2 separate regions of the Homo sapiens genome follow, and region 2 is linked to region 1. Evidence: chromatin contacts called from ENCODE Hi-C or POLR2A ChIA-PET data. All regions are on one chromosome and are shown on one strand. Each heading gives the region's core, a stretch centred on a gene start or an enhancer-like site at or near the end of the contact. The rest is flanking DNA. Distances are from core to core; before and after follow the strand shown. Region 1 holds the start of MEF2C-AS2 (MEF2C antisense RNA 2). Region 2 holds the start of EDIL3-DT (EDIL3 divergent transcript).

Region 1 (5,377 bases), core at 2,089-4,588:
ATTCAGAGTTAGTTTGCAAAATGGAACTGGCTATGTGTTTAAATTAACGTCTAAAATCATATCTTCAGTCAAAATGTGACATTTTGCAGTAAAATTTTTTAAAAGATTCACATATTATCTGTAAAATTTAGGTAAAAGGAATAAATTCGTGAAGAAGAAAAACGTAACAATAAAATTTGAGACAGGAAGAAAAAAAATTTTCACTTAAAGTCCAAAATATTTCGGAACACCTCTTGTTGCTGGCCCTGGGCCGCCATCTCACCATTTCAGAGGACATGGTTGGACAACTGCCGAGTCGTTAAGGCAAGCCTTAATTTTTACCGTGAGGTAGCCAACATCATCTTTAAATGTCATATATTTTTCGCTATGTTTCATAAAATGAGCTTCTTTCTGCTAAGTCCTATATCTGTTATACAATTCTAAATAATTATTTCTGATTGAGACGGCAAATTAATCATTCGGTGACGTGGTGGTGAGGGGAGAAACACGTGTCTCATTGGAGGTTGTGAAGTTCAGTGAGGTGGTATTTTTAGCTTGAGAAGTCCAAATTCAGATATTTGGGTATTTCTCCCCCTCCCACCGTTTCCCCACCCGGTCCCCATTTTACTCTCTCTTTAACTCAACCCTTTGGGTTCTCTTTCTCCTTTTTCTCTCCCATTCTCGCTTCTGTTTTCTCTCTCCCCTTTACAGCGCCTCTCCCTTTTTCTGTCTCTTCTTTCCTCTTCTCTTCTCTCTCCTCTCATTTATTGTCTGATTCTATGTCAAGTTAATATAAAAGTAGCAAGTGGGAGACCCAGTACCCTCAGCAGACCCTCTCTCCACCGCGCGCAGGGCACTTTGGGGAGTTGTCTGTCGCTGCCAGGTTACCGGCCAGAGTGGTGGCTCTTGGTGCAGGGCATGCTGCTCTCGGAGGAGTTGGGGTCTGCGCGGGGTTGCGGGGCTTATTCAAATACCTCCCGCTGCTGCTGTGATTCGCAGGGACTCGGCCTCCATATGGTAATGCGGGGCGGGGGGTTGGGGGAGGCGCAGAAGGGAGGGGAGGGGAGGATGGGGGTGAGGGCGGGGTGGGAGGGGGCTCCGACACTGCGCGCTCGGCTGCCGGGCTGGGACAGAGCACCCGGACCCGCGGCGGCAGCGGCAGCGACGCTACCCACCCTCTTCCCCAACACCCACCTAGCCAGCGAGTCACCGAGCCACCGGCCCTCGGGGTAAGCCACAGCGCGCACACGGCAGCGACGGTGACGGTTCACACGCTTTGGGTTACTACCATGCGCCAATAAGGGAGATTAGAAACAGAAAAGGAGATTACAGAGAGATCAGAGATAAGAGGTGTACCTCTCTGTGTTCCTTGTCACATAGCGCGCGCGCGCACATACACACGCATCTGTACACACATGCATGCTCAGCCGTACACGCACGCGTTCCTTGCTACTGCCATCTAAATATATGCACCGACACTCTATGCCCTGCAACGTGGCCGGTGTGTTTGTCCTGATCCTACATAAAGGTAGGCAGGTATGTGGGAGAGTCCAGGCAGGAACAAACAGCCACGCGCAATTTAACTGCAGCCAAACTCAAAGAGACCTTGAGCCTGCCGAATTGTTTCACTCAGCCAGGTGCCCCCCAGAAACCGGCTATTCTGCAATCAGTTGTGGAATCCTGCAATTATTCATAAAATGTGCTGAAAATGTATTTTAGGAAACGTAATCTTGCTATATATGGCAAGGTAAAGGCGAACCTGAAGGATGAATGTGTTTCTGCTTTTTAATGTCATACGTGTAGCCATCTGACCACTTTTTATTGGGTGACATATCATATGAGCACTTTGGTGTAGGCTTGGAAAAACTACAGCCAGAGGTAAGGCTGGAAATTCCATAAGAGTTAAGGGTGCTGAAAATGGATGCTGGATAGTCCAGCATGAAAGATGGCATACCGCTTTAGGTTTGAAATAGGGGGAAATACATGTGAATATTTATACATGAAGGCCATTGGGGAGGGCTGAGTCTTGGCCTGAGTATCTGTGCAGGTAAGTCATTCATAAGAAAACTAATTACCTGTGCATGTACTTGGACTTGTTTAATTGAATAAGCTGCATGTGTGCATACTTGCTGTTCTTTCAGGGTTTGCAATTATAGATTGAGTCTTTTTTAAATGATAGCTTGGGGGAATTAAAAGGTGGAAAAAAGCCATCGTGCTGCATAGCTATATTGCCAAGAAAGAGAATCCGATCCTATAAACAAGATTACCATTGCTTGAAATCTAACTCAAGGCCTGTATATTTTAAGCCACATCAACTGGTTTAATATAGCCAATTGTTTTATTTGTGTATTTGCTTTCATTTCAAAGTCAGGAATCAAGGATGCTTTTCAGTCAAGATAATGTGCCTTGTTTCCAGCCATATTAAGATAAAAATGAAACTCAGTAAATTTTGAATGCAGCCAATAAGGTACAACATACAACATGGTTGAAAATGTCTTCCTTGCAGAAGGCTGTCCATTGCTGTGTCTACCCATTTTAAAATATATATATTTTTTTCAATAAGAAATGCTAGAAAGCAATAGGGCGGGGAATGCCGCACCTCTCAGGCAATCAGCACAAAAATTATTTAGAAATCTTTGGAATCACTTCACTTATACATACATTATCTCGAAAGCACTGGCCCCGAACTGTGTTTCTGCTAATATGAAGTTAATTAGACAATCAAACTTTGAGCCTTGAGCGATGGGCACTACAGCCCATCAAGGTATGTCAAGAAAGAAAAAAAAATGTGTATTTTCCTTTATGACCAAACCAGGAGGTTATACAGCTGGCATTGCATACATGACAGATGTGCATATTTGTAACCTTAAATAAACAGAAGCAGGGAGGTAACTGTGTATATTATCTAGCAAGAGACAGCAGCAGACACTCGCCAAAAAAGACAGAAAGGGACAAGAGAGACACATAGACATAATAAAATAACAACAATAAAAATCCTCCAAAAAAAAAAAGAGGGAAAGGGAACCAATAAAATGACAAAATCTGAAATTCTCGCAAATTAAAAAATGCAAATATACCTTTACATATGCATCAGTATTAAAAATAATACACGCTGGAACCAACAGGAGCGAGAGCAAGAAGAGGAGGAGGAGGTGGAGGAGAAGGAGGAGGAGGAGGAGAGGTGGAAGAGGAGGAGGAGGAGGAGGAGGAGGAGGAGGAGGAGGAGGAGGAGGAGGAGGAGGAGGAGGAGGAGGAAAGAATGGAGGCGCCGCGGAGCCCTGATTATGCATGGGCTGGAGCTGCCTCCTCTAACCTGTTCTTCTCCGAGCCGGGCAGCCGGCGGTCCTCAGCCGCCCACAGAACAGGAGCCGAAACAACCGTTCTCGAAGGCTACAGCGTTTATTTTTCTCTTTTGGGGGGTTTTGGCGGTTGTTTCAGGGGCTCGCCAACTGGCCCCTTTAATTAAAAGCTTCAATAAAAGGCGATCGCGCCAGGAATGCACCCGCTCCTCTTCGCGCAGGATTTGCATATTTTTTTAATGCCCTAATTTCCTTGATGTATGTAAATGTAGCCGGACGTAGAGGGAGACAGGGAGCTGACGTCAATGGACGTGACCTCGCAGCTAAACCTTGAACGTGAAGCCGGGATGGGGGAAAACACGGAGCGGCAGCCGGCGGAGCCCGAGAGCGCGGGCGGCGGCGGCAGTAGCCGAGCCCAGGCCGGGGTGCCAAGGGACCAGTGCCGGCCCCGGGGGAGGACAAGCCGCCGCCTTCTTTCTGCACCGCGCGGCTCTCAGACTCGCCAGCCTTCCGGCCGCACACGCAGACTCTTGCCCTGAGCTTCCAGCCCCACCACACACACGTTCTTTTGCTTCCCTCAGAAAAGCAACACTCCCCAAAACAACAAACCAAAATCAACAGATAAAACAGATGTTTTAGACCAATGCTCGGGTAGCTTATCAGAAAGAAGACTCTGACCACGGAACATATATATTTTTTGGCTTCTCTCCACAAGAAGAGGAGCGAGAGACCACAGACAACAGCAAATCACTCCTAAAACACGATAACTACAAGTGCTCCCTGTAGGGAGAGGTAAATCGCCCAGCCGACTGGTGAAGTCTTCTGGTTTCGGTACCTATTTACCTGTGCACTCATTATGCGCCTCGGCTTCATTAACGGCAGGATCATGAGCGCGCGTTTTAATGTGATGGGAGTGCTGTGTTGTGTGTGTGTGTGTATGTATGTATGTGTGTTGGGAGGTGCTTGCGCTAGTGAGCACCGAGGCAGGCGCTCTGAGCAGAGAGAGATCAGTCTTTCCATGGCCACGTCTGGGACTCATCTGCGGAGCCATCTAGGCCAGGGCTCCTAGATTGGGGTTCGACTTCACCCCATGTAAAAAGAGAGGCCAGCAAAGGCTTCCCCTGAACAGCCAGGTCCTTCCCATCGGATTGTTTGAGGAAGGAGGCTTGAAGTGTGAGCCATTCTGTAGCCGCCGCCTTGCCGGATTTGGCCTGGTGTTTTGCACTTGAAACTCAGCGGCCTCAGCGCGGAGGTAGTGCCTCTCCGAGACGCGGCCGAGGCCTTGTCATTCCCCTCCTTCCGCCCGCGGCAGCCCTGCGCGCCGGCGTGTGCGTGCCCGCGCACCGGACCGCTGGCACCTCCCTGTGCACATCCGCCCCCTCCTCTGCTCGCCCCCTCCTCTGGGGCAGCTAAGAAATGGTCCTCGGCCTCTTCTGGGCCGGAGGGCAGATCTACGAGCAGGCAAGAAAGGGGCGCCGGTGGCTGTGGTGGCGACTTCTCCGCTCTGCCCTCGGCCGCCAAGTGTGCCGTTTCATCGTTCCACCTCGCAGCCCCAGCTTTGTTTTCCTGACATGTTCGTGGCCATTGGGCCCCACGCCTGCGAGGGGAGTGTGTGCGTGTGCGCGGGGGTCGGGCGCGCGCGGCGGGTGGGGGCTCTCCCGCCAAGGACACGCATGGCTGTCTGTCCTCCGGCTGCACTTGGCGGGAAAGCTAGGGGCCGCCGGCGGGGCTGAGCGCCAGCGGCTGTCATTACCGCCTCCCTGCTCCCCGCGGGCTGCATTTACATACGGGCCACTCGTCTGAATTTTTACGGCACTCTTCCCCCTCCCGTACCCGGTCGCACGCGCGCAGGCTCGGAACTACCACCCCGGCACGCAGACACCCGCGCCCAGAATGCGGCCAGCCCCAGGCGCGCAAACAGGCCCACAGGGGCCGACGGCACTCGGCGGGACGGATTCCTGCACCGCCTCCCCGCACCCCCGTGCCCACACCCCTGACAGCCTCTCCGCTTGTGTTGCAGGAAGCCCACCTTCCCCTCGAAGCCCCCACCCTTCTCTGTCTGCATACTTCCACCCCCACCCTCCCACATCTCTCCGTCT
Region 2 (5,259 bases), core at 101-2,600, 4.3 Mb after region 1:
CCGCGGGTGAGGTGGAGAGGAGTCTCACAGGTCACTTCAGCTTTCTCCTGCCTCCCCATCCCAGAGGAGCAGCATCGATTACAGCAAACCCCAGGAACCCGCCTCTCCTAGTCTGACCCCAGGGGCCTGGAGCTTAGCTGCGCACCCCCTCCGAGTACCAGTGTTAACTCTTGGTAATGGGGAATAGTGCGGGGCAAGCCACCCCTCGCGTCCCCGCACAGGAGCGGAAAAGTTGTGAGAGCTTGTAGGGTGATGCCTTCTGTGAATTGCACGAAAAAATAAAAACAGAAAAATAAAAATCAAATTAAATTAAAAAGAAAAAAGCATTTAAAAGAAAACGCAGGACTTCGACGAGTGTCCTGCTGGAGTAGTTTAGGCGACTTCCAGGTCCCCTGCGAGGTGCAGCTTGTCCATACAAACCCTTGTGCTGACCTGGGTCTCACCGCTGGCCGGGGCTGAAGTAGTCGCCGGAAAAGGGCAGCGGGGGCAGCAGGGTGTGTGGGGAGGCGAGTGGGAGCTGTGCCTGGGGGAGCTGTGCCACTCCTGCGCTCACAGATGCGGGCGGCCCCTTGTGAGGGATCCGCGGGTAATAGAATCCTCTGCAGGCAGCTTCAAGTGGAAAGCTGAGTGAACTACAGGGTTTTAAATGCTGTGCCTCTAAAAAAGGTAGATGGATTTAAAAATGCGTTGACTCCAGTCCACTTGAGATTAGACAGAGTATGAATATTCTGCACCATCCATCCATGCACCTATCCATCTATTTGAGTCACAAGAAAATTGTGGACTCTTGGGCGACTGTTCGCCCAAGAAGCCGGGTGTTGCTGGCCAGATGCCCTCGCAGCTCTGGCAGTAGAGATCCATGGCCGCGCCTTGCCTGGGCCTCCCTCCGTCCCCCAGAATGTGGTTATTTTCCCCCAGCGTGTAGGCGTGTGTGTAGGTGTGTGCCTCGCCTGCGTTTACAAAGTGCCCTTCCAGTTAATAGGCAAAGGCAGCCACTCCACTAAAGGTTAAGAAATGGTAATGGTTCCAGTAGTTGCTCGGCCGAGTCTCCAGCGATATAAAAAAGAGAGTGCTTCCACGGCTGCTGTTTTTCCTTTCTCTCATTTCCCGTCTGGATTTCCTCTGCACTTTGATCTCTTAGCAGGAAGGGAAGGGGGAAGGACTGCAGGCACTCCCCTCTCCTCCTTCTCTTCCCCGCCTACGTTTCCACCCCAAACACGAAAACACACTCACCCACTCACTCGCATTGTGTCACCGCCACCACCGTACGTCCCCGCTCCGAGGTGGAGGGCGGCGCGGGGTAGAGGAGAAGATAGTGCGTCTAGCCTATGTGGCCGCGCTTGCCTATGTGGCCGCGCTTGCCTGGCTGGGTCTGATTGAGGGAGCCCCGGGGCGCGGCAAGTCCCGGCTCGCTGCAGCCAGGAGCTCTGTCTCCTGAAGATACCCGCGCCGAGGGCACAGCTTACTCCGCCAGACAAGCCAACCATGGAGATGTTGCCTGGACTCTCCATCCTGGTTCTCTTAGACAATGCTCGGGAAGCTGGATGCTCCATATTCTTCAGGAGATTTCTCCCTTTTTCCCCCAGCTAGCTTGTGAGGACAGGGGAAAGGCTTGAGGAAAAATAAATAGACCATTTTGCATTAGCCCTTTCTGTTAAAACTTGCACCTCTCTAATTTTTTCTCCCTCACCTCTGCAGAAGGCAGAGTACAGCTTCCGTGACAGCTCCAAACAATTAAACTTCCGGCAAACTTATTGAAGCCAGTGCTAACACAGAATTTTCCTTGCACTCCTTCCCGCCCCCAATCATTAATCTCATGTCTCTTAGAAATTGGTGTTTTCCCTACGTATGGGTTGCAATTTACTTGCATTAATGCCTGGGATTTGATAAGGATATGTAACTCCTTTTATTAGTCGTCTTTATTTTAAAATTAAACCAATGGATCAGTCAGATTGAATATTTTATTAACTATTAAATTATTCACGGTATGGGTTGCTCTAAAAAATTCAATAACATGCATACAGTTGCAGCAAGCACGTGACATCTTATGCAATCTGTCCCTGTGCCTGCAGTTTGTGCCTGAAGTCTTTAAGCAAATGGCACTGTCTAAAAATGTCTAGACATGTCCTAAATACTATGAATCATTGGCATTTGCATTTTCTTTTTTTAATCAATGGCGATTTTTAGTTAATTTTACATGAGAATAAATTAATACCTGAACAGTCTCACTCCAGATAACAACACTAACCTTTTATGATTAGTATAGTTACATTTATACAGAAATAAGGAGTTTCTTTTATCTTATTATATTATTATTACACATTGATGTCTTCGTTGCCTAATTTACCTGACCATTAAATTTTATACCTTAAAAATAAATGCTAACTTCAGAGTCAAGGTAAAACATACAAAAATAATTCTGAAATATCAAATTAAAATAAGAATTAAGTGAAAATGAAGTATTCTCATGTGAAAGTTTGACAGTATTGCAATATTTTGGCCACTGTGGTGATACAACACACAATTTTTTCCTCTGGTTCTGAAAATGTTTTTCTGATTTTTCCTGAAATGTTTCCTTAGAATTAAAATGTATTTGTTTTAAATGTATATGGTTTTGGGAAAAGACTTAAAATAATTTTTAAAAATCAGGAAAAAATTGAGATGGTCTATTTTTCCTTCTTTGATCTTGAAGTTGCAAAAATCTTCAAAAGTAGGCAAATGTATTTCTGAATACTTTTCTAAATTAAAACTATGTCATAATTTTCTCAAATATATTGACATCAATGTTCATATAAATCATGTATTCAAAATCTAGGGTATTTTAAATAAATATTTAATAAAGTTTGCTTTTCTCTCTAGATACATGTGATTTTTTTCTTCTAATAAAATTATAGCAATGTAAAGGGAAGGAATAAGATATACATGACTAAAATAAAGTAGCATGGTCACTCGATACCATTAAAAGTAAAAGCTTGACAGTTTTTAGAGTTAAATTAGTAGTACCAGCTGTTAATTTTATTAATTTCAAGATAAAGTTTTAATTAGCTAAAACTTTTCATTTTTGAAGGATTTTGCATAATGGGATGAACTGTATATATTATCATTTAGTGTATAATTTTTTAAAAGTTGCCTCCTTTGAGAGTTTCTTGAAGCCTAAAAAAGTAATTCTGATATTTGTTGTTTACTGCACACACTTGCAGGTGCAATAGCTTTGAGTAAGATTAGGATGTAATAGGTTCATTGTATCTCTTCCAAAGAAACAGTGCAGGCTTCAGAACTCAGTTCAAGTCAGAAGTAAATCATAACATTTGGATACTGAGTAAAAAATAGCAAATTTTGCAAATATGTGTTGAGTGTTAATGGCTTCTGTCATAGTTAATCATTTACTTTTTATTTGCTAAGTAGGTTGAAAATTAACATTATTATTTTAAAAAGCAGAAAACCAAAGCTAAGCCATTCCTATTATTCAGTTCTTCTCTGTGTTTTAAGGAAGACGCTTAGCATCTTCCTTAGATGTTCTATAGTTATAGACTATATAAATATTCTTCTAAAATGATTTTTTTATTTTTATCATAGTCCATGTAATGATTATAATGTTGTTTGCTTAATCAAAGCAAACATGTATTTATAGACAGAGTCAAATGACTGCCAATGTGAAGTAATTATTAAAATATTTCTCATGGTTTCCTATGTGATACAGCAAGAATTTAAGTACTATAAATACTTAAACTGAATGTATTACCACTTGTCACTGAAAATACCCCTAAAAATCTTTGATTTGAGCAAGTTGTTGAAGGGAAAAGTAGACTAGAATCAACTGTGCCCTCACCAGCAGATGTCAGGATAATCAACGAAGATCTTTTAAAGGAAAAAATAAAATAAAAGGAAAAATAAAAGAAGTCAAGTCATAAATGTGAATCTGCAGATCCACATAAAGTAACTTTCTACTCTTTACGAAACTAATGTTATTAGTTAGTTTTCATTGCTTCCCTGAGGAAGAAAAAAAGAGGGCATTGTAAGGTAGAATCCTTCTACCATAGGATTTTAACTTGGAAACACAGACATTCAAGTGCACACTTAGGTTGAACTATTACTTTAGAGGGAGTCTTCTAAGTACCTTCCAAGGAAAAACACAGAGAGCTATGAGGTGTTTGTAGTAAAACAATTATTAATGAAATTTATACCACGATTTCTAAGCTTATTCTTCATATGAACTATAAGTTTCATAAATAGCAGTTCTGTTATATTGATTTACACAGACATACACACTCAACTATTCCTATGCATCTACTGCACTGGAAAGAGATGAATGCTTTTATTTACTCTTTTTGTCATTATGGTAAAGTGTATGTTTTTTAGATCTTGCAAGATTCTACATAAAACAAGTCATGTGGCCAAAAGAGACAAATGTCATGATAAATAAAGCTTTGTTATATCCCATTTAAGCCAGTTATTAATTTCTATATATGTGACTCCTCTGCATCAATTGATGTCAGGGACTTGAACTAATTTATTTTGATTGCAATTGACCTTTAACTGATAACTTGTAGTTCCAGCATCTGCTGATGTAGCCCTCAAAACTATGTTACAGATTCACCATTATACCCTTTTAAGGAGCTTTTTTATACAGTCACTGACATTGTGCCAAATAGTCGGTTTCCAGTGGCATTCTTTCTGTGTCAGAGTTCTCCTAGGATAAAAATTTCTCTCTCCTTCATTCCGTCTCTTTCTCCTCCTCTCCCCTCCTCCCTCATTTCCTTGTTATATGGCAAATAGGACACAACATCTACTGTAAAATTGATAGTGATATTTTGTCATCATTATTAAAAGATTGCAAACCTTTGAAACGTTGTGAAACTTGTAACTTATCTTTTTGTGAGGAAAGAAAAGGAAGATGATAATGTCAAACCTCTGCCTACCAAACCTGAAGTTTAAAACATAAGTGGAAATAAATTGGGATCTAAATCATGGAGCAACTCAGGATTTTACACCTTGATTTGATCACACTGTCCTGCCTAAAGCTATCAAGTATACAGTAATTTATATCCACTTCACTTGTGGAGAAGCCACTTGCCTTGAAGCTTCATCCACATACCACATAGCTGAGAACCTAGGATAAAGAATCAGAAACTTCTGACCACAAAAATAGATGTCATAGTTAGGTCTTAGATCATGTATCATAGAAAAGCTTATTTCTCTTGGCTTTCAAGTTTCTGGGTCCTCTATAAACTGAATCCAGAAAGTGAAAAGCATATGAAG

Evidence for each region. A loop is a pair of places that touch in the nucleus more often than their neighbours do. ChIA-PET counts read pairs that join two places held with the same protein, here RNA polymerase II (POLR2A). Pooled maps may share reads with other maps.
Region 2: a loop to region 1 is called in a pooled map, with 9 times the contacts of the local background. The contact joins the promoter of EDIL3-DT here to the promoter of MEF2C-AS2 in region 1. A Hi-C loop is called at or near these places in 1 of 37 single-sample maps with no recorded cell type and 5 of 50 pooled maps. POLR2A ChIA-PET finds 5 or more read pairs at or near these places in 1 of 52 experiments (activated T-cell).

The regions. Positions count from the first base shown.
Region 1 is chr5:88,674,179-88,679,555 of GRCh38, reverse strand. MEF2C-AS2 (MEF2C antisense RNA 2) reads right to left here and starts at 3,338. Exons shown (of 4, transcript NR_146284.1): 1 at 3,293-3,338. The region is part of intron 1 of MIR9-2HG (MIR9-2 host gene); the gene reads left to right. RefSeq lists enhancers at 3,264-3,829, 4,267-4,366.
Region 2 is chr5:84,378,513-84,383,771 of GRCh38, reverse strand. It overlaps EDIL3-DT (EDIL3 divergent transcript), which reads right to left and starts at 1,350. Exons shown (of 4, transcript NR_183295.1): 1 at 1,234-1,350. All of the region lies in intron 1 of EDIL3 (EGF like repeats and discoidin domains 3), which reads left to right.